2 separate regions of the Mus musculus genome follow, and region 1 is linked to region 2. A link is a loop called in an ENCODE intact Hi-C map of the cell type or tissue named here. Cell type or tissue: left cerebral cortex. All regions are shown on one strand. Links, peaks and the distances in the headings refer to the core of each region. The heading gives the core; the rest is flanking DNA.

Evidence for each region. Hi-C counts contacts between places; a loop is a spot of excess contacts. Peaks named below come from ENCODE experiments on the same cell type or tissue, not always from the same donor. Only the 100,000 strongest peaks of a DNase experiment are listed, where the experiment ranks them.
Region 1: it touches region 2 in a loop (4-fold over the local background); 2 of 42 quality-filtered maps call a loop at or near these places.

Annotation. Positions count from the first base shown.
Region 1 is chr3:105,449,014-105,451,817 of GRCm38, reverse strand. It overlaps Kcnd3os (potassium voltage-gated channel, Shal-related family, member 3, opposite strand), which reads left to right. Exons shown (of 4, transcript NR_040759.1): 2 at 148-303; 3 at 390-689. Among named protein-coding and RNA genes, the nearest start is that of Kcnd3, 1.5 kb to the left of the region's middle. In left cerebral cortex, for the core only: a CTCF peak has its summit at 1,043; DNase peaks (open chromatin) are centred at 593 and 911; H3K4me3 peaks cover 1,127 bases; H3K27ac peaks cover 729 bases.
Region 2 is chr3:105,566,065-105,568,868 of GRCm38, reverse strand. The region is part of intron 2 of Kcnd3 (potassium voltage-gated channel, Shal-related family, member 3); the gene reads right to left. Among named protein-coding and RNA genes, the nearest start is that of Kcnd3os, 110 kb to the right of the region's middle. In left cerebral cortex, for the core only: a CTCF peak has its summit at 1,153; DNase peaks (open chromatin) are centred at 452, 887, 1,249 and 1,667; H3K27ac peaks cover 2,154 bases.

The DNA.
Region 1 (2,804 bases), core at 45-2,544, 120 kb after region 2:
CGGGGGCGTGTGTGGCTGGGGACTTAGGAAGAGGTGGTAGGGAGCGCTGGCGTGTATGCGCGTGGGGTGTGTACACTTAACTGGCTGTCTGTTTCCCATTCACTGTCCACGCGGTAGAGCAACTAACTCCTCTCCTTGGTCACCTAGTGAGGTGCAGCTGGTCGCCGCGCAAGCTTACAGGCTGACCCTGAACAGTCAGGTGTGTTTGCCAAAGCTGGGAAGATCCCACGGAAGACAAACTGCCTTTATCTCCGCGTAAGAGCCACTGTCGTTCAGGAGTGACCTCTGACACATGGCCAGAAGGTCAGGATTCGCTCCAATACCCCACCACGAATACCCAGAATTAAGACTGGGGATTTAGGAACTCTCATTTCTCTATCTTTCCAAAGCGGGCCCAGGCCCTGGATCCTTTCCAGAGCCCAGAGTTATCTATTGCTTAGTACTCGGACCCAGCGTGAGGAGTGGGACAACCACGGGAGCATAGGATCCAGCTGAGAGTCCCAGGACCATCGCGGCAGCAGAGTAGAGCCCAGTCCTGGCTGCTAAGCCAAACCGTGGCCGGCTTTCCCTGTGTCTCCGGCCTGGGTGCTGGGACTCCCGAGCCTGGAGATCGCGAAGCAAGCAGCTTCGTGCCTCTGCCCGGACCGGAACGCCTTGGCTTGAGAGATGGCAGCTCTGAGTATGGAAAGGTGTGTGCTGAAACACAAAAGCAGAGGAAAGAGAAATGTGCGGAGAGGGTGAAGGCGTGAGTCAAGAATAGGGTTTCTGGTTTGTGGCAAACCGATCCTGTTCCAGAAGTGCAAGTCGAGGAGTAGTTATTGAGGTCTCAGCTACTCTGGGCCTCCAGTACTTCTGAGCTTCTTTTTCATAGGCTCACTTACCCTAACCAAAGCTCCTTTAAGTTTGTCAGTATGAAAGGTGTACAATTGGCCCTTCAAGAGGTGGGTGTGGACCCCATTAACATTTGCCCAGAGTCCAAGAACCCCGTGAGATTTGCATACTCATTTGCATACAGTACTAATGATTAACAACACTGCCACTCCCTGGCCAACCCTGGAAGAATTCAGGGAAGGCCCTGGCGAGGATTCTCCCTCCCTCCTCTATTTGGGAGAGGTTTTTGTTGTTGTTGCTACTGCTAGTGGTGGTGGGGTTTTGTTTTGTTTTTTTGTTTTTTAAATCTCAGTTGAATTGACTCCTGAGAGAAGGTTCTCTGTCTCTGAGAAGCCTGGTCCCAGTAGTGACATTTTCCTTTGATCTAACACCTTCTGTCCAGTTTTGGAGCAGTGAAAATATAATATCTTATTTCTGTCGAAGTTTGAATTTCCTGTACGGCATTGCCATTGTTCAGCAACATAAAGGTACTTCCAGGATCGAGCCCCCCAAACTGTCAGGGAGGGAACACCACTAGACTCTTGGAGTGGTCTACTAATGTGACAGCTTGTGGTCTCTGGGACTTTGTAAGCCATTTGTGGAGACAGGACACTCACACCCTGCCCCACATCCTCCAATCCCGATCCTCAGATGCTCATACTTGGCAATCTAAGTGCAGTGCCTGTGAACTGCTCTCTCTCTCTCTTTCTCTCTCTCTCTCTCTCTCTCTCTCTCTTTTTTTTTTTTTTTTTGTCTCCAGTATCTCAAGAAAAGTAAGGGAGACTTGGATTTCTAGTTCAGGCCACTGTGGGTTTTGTTTACAGTTCTCCTTGAGGCTGGATGGTGAGGAGAAAGAAGGTACCTGGCTTAGGTTCAAGCCACTGGAGGAGACACTGTCCAGGAGATGCTGGGTACCCTCCATTTCCTCCTAGAATCTCCCTAGCCATGCCTGTTGACTCCTTCCCCCCTCTGCCTCTGGACCAGCCTGGCCGGGATTTTTCACTTGCTTTTCCCCCATGACGCGGCCGCTTTTCCTTTAACTCTCAGCTTCTATTTAAAAAGCTAATTTGGGAGCCTGTCGATGCTCCCAATTCAGACATTTTAAATAGGAACTGAAAGTCAGGAACTGCCAGGGCAGTAGGTTTCCTCCTCTTACCACTGACAGGGCTCAAGTGTTGGTTCAGTCACTCCAGCCCCAGTGTGTATGTGTGTTCTGCAAGCTCAGAGTGTATTTCAGGTTATCTTTTCCATTTAAAGACAATGCTCCTATGGGAGATTGCATGTGTGTGTCTGTGTCCTTTCCAAGCTGTGCACACGTAAGGATTCTTCCTTGGTCCCGAGGCTCTGGTGGTGTCTGTCGCCATGTGGACTGTGAGAGAAAAGAGCAGCATAGCTTATAGTCTGCTCCCTCTTGGCTGTTGTTGCCTGCGCTGTTCTTTCTAGCGCTGTTGAACTCAGGCTTGCTCTTTGAAGCTTGCCTAGGTATCCTAAAGGCTCGCTCTAGCCCTCACTTCTTGTGGCTGTCCTACTTCGATTGTTTGTCCCCGTGCTGGGCAACTATTTTGAAGTTGGGACTTTTCTGAGGGTTGCAAGCTTTCTACATTGAGAATCTCATGTACCTTGAAGGGGTAAAACATACTTTGAGGTCAGAGTGATTCAATCTGTCTCTGGCTGTTACTAGGTTTGAGCCTGTCTCTGGCTGTTACCTGGCTGTGGGACCATAGGGAACTTACTTAACCTCTCTGTGCCTCCCCCACCCCACCATCTCTAAAATGTTCAATGATAAAAATTACAGCTCTTCAGTGACTGTCATAGATAACATGCCTGGAATTTGGGTAGTTGTTTGTTGTTTAAGATAGGAGGTATGGAGAACTTTGTCTAGGAAAAAAAGTTAGAACTGTCAGATTGTGTGGGGGTGCACGGGCACACACATT
Region 2 (2,804 bases), core at 160-2,659:
ATGGCTATCGCTATCGCCATCGCTATCGCCATCGCCATCGCCATCCCTATCCCCATCCCCATCACATGTACTCTTTCTCTTTCTAAGCTCTCAATTCTCAGTCCGGCTTTCACCGACAGTCATATATGAATAGTCCATCTCACTAGCCCCCAGGTCCGGTCCTTTGTGCAGATGCTAAAACACTGCTTTCTATGCCTTGCTCTGGGCTAAGCGTGGCCTGCCACTTAACGAATCCTCAGTCAGTCCCAGGGCCACTCACTGCCCTGTGCCAGAGAAGACACATTCACATGCATGTCAATGTCCAAGGTAATCAGGAGGATGAAACCATGGCAACGGCCTCCAGCAAATGAATCAAACATCCCAGTGAGACATTCTGGTTCCAGAGGGGCAACGTGGGCTGCAGTGACCTGAGGACTAGACATTTTCTTTTTCAGAGAAAGGGCGTGAAGCTGTTCTAGGAGATGGCAATAGCCAGAACGTGTGCATTCCTGAGAGGACCGCTCAGAGGACCGAAAACCTCCTACACAGATTTAGGAGTTCTGATGTATTGGTTCAATAATAAATCAAACGTTTTTGTTTATAGTCAGAGAGAAGGCTGGGGCAGCTGTGGGGAGGCAGGCAGTGTGGGGGTGGCTATCCACTTAGGAAGTCTGTTGAATTTACTGGTTAAAAGACATTCTAGATCTTCGTGTCTCTAGCAAGGCAGGTGAGTTTCCCCAAGACCCTCCAAAGTTTCCCCAAGCCATTCTATTTCCCTTAGAACACCTAGGCTGCAGCTGTTGCACTGAGAACTGCTATTCAGACACAAGTGAAAGAGAGGCTTCCAAAATGGAAGTTCAGACAATCAGCTCTCTGGGGAGGGTGCCTGCTGATCAGGGACTTTCTTTGAGGCAGCTACAGCAACTTCCATTTGCCTTTTGGGGATCAAGGCCCTGTGAGGACAATGGTCCCCAGAGATGTTTCCTGACACCTGGGAAAAATGAATTCTGGGGTTGTTCCTCAGCTCCTCCCCCCCAAAACCCCAGGGATACGCTCAAACCTTCTCTGACAATTTCCTTGTCTTCATTTCCCTGGACACAGGGCTTCCAGATTCAGAGAAACTAAAATTCCATTCTTTCCTCTAAGGAAAACCATTAGACCTGCACTTAGCAACCACCAGGAGGGTATTTTTAGCTCTCTGGCAGAAGTGTAATGTACAAAATGTAATAATCTCGGCCTTGAAGTTCCTCACAGCCCCATTCAACATGAAATTGCAGCTGATGGATGCTCTTGGAGGCAGCGGAAAAACGGGGCTTGTCTGCTATTGGGCTTCTAAGTCTGGGATCCAGGTAGCAGAGACAGAGACAGTGGGAAGGTAAGCAACACACAGTTTTAGGGAAGACACCATTAATCTAGTCCAGAAGCAGGCAAATGTTTGCTTTCTCCTTGGGCCAAACTTATAGTCCAAGATCTAAGAGCATTAAGCTGATATTTCAGAGTGAACCAGGCTCACAGATCTCTTCTCCAACTTAAGTGGGACCTACGGGCAAGGCCCTTTATTTGCCAGCCTCACCTGCAAAACAAAGCCTTTCAACATAGCACATTGTCAGTTCCAAACCCTGCTGGTAAACGATACAGGACAAATCCATGGGCTTCGGTGGGCAGCGGCCCAAAGCAACCAAGCCACACGAATTTCCCGAGTGCTTATGAAACATTCATTACTGCTCCGTGGCTGTTTCTGGAGCTGGCCTGTGTGCGGCCCATTCACTTCCTAGGCCTCCTCAGGGAAGAATTTTACATCTAATGAAATTCCCCCACCCTGACTAACATTTCTTCTTCCAAGCTGCCTAGACTGATTTCAGTTGCTTGAAAGCCAGTAATTGTGAGTGGATTTTTAAACCCTAGCCCAAGCAAAATAAAACCATGCAGGCTCAATTCTCTTCTAAACACTCATGACACCTATTCTGAGGCTAAAGAAAAGTGATTTTTGAATTAGTTACTATTTTCAGACCAACTAGGGAGTAGAGAAAGTCTCTGATTTTGCTCTCTTCCTTCTGCCCAGACACTCCTAAAACAGGAGGCAGGAGGAGAGAAAGAGAAGTGAAAGGGACCCAGCAGAGACGGGCTGTGGTCCTTGTCTAGACAGGGAGGGAACAGGGAGTCTCTGAGATGTCCAGATGCATTCCTGGTCCTTCCTCTTGCTAGGTCTGGCTCCAGGGCCATCTTTTCTGTTTTCATGTGGAATGTGAATGGCTCCACACCTTAGAGGACTGACTGAGACCCTGCCTCCGAGTTCCACCATTTGTCCACTCATTCATTTGAACACATTTAGAAACGTATCTGCCCTGTGCTAGGTGCTGTGCTAAATACTCTGGGGGATGCAGTGATGTTTTAGACAGGACCCTATCCTCGGAGAAATGACCCTGAAATTCTTTCTATTGCAGAGGAAGAGGTATCCTGGTTTATTTTAAACAAACAGAAAACCTCATAGTGAACTCCCAATTGAGTGCCATGGACTATGTGAGGCACTTAAATTTTTTTTTCTCCTTTCTTTTGTACTAAGGACTGAACAGAGGTTTTGTGCATGGTAAGAAATGGCCTTCTTTAAATTTTGAGCTATGTCTTACTATATTGTCCAGGTTGACCTTGAGATCACCCTGTAGCTTAGTCAGCCCTTTTACTGAGATCCTCCTGCCTTAACTTCCTGATTAGCTAGGATTAGAGGTCTATACCACTAAGTGCAGATATTAAACGTTTGTTTGAGTATCATCAATCTACAGTGAAGTTATCCAGAAGTAGGTTTAAATTTTAAGTTCCTCTACATC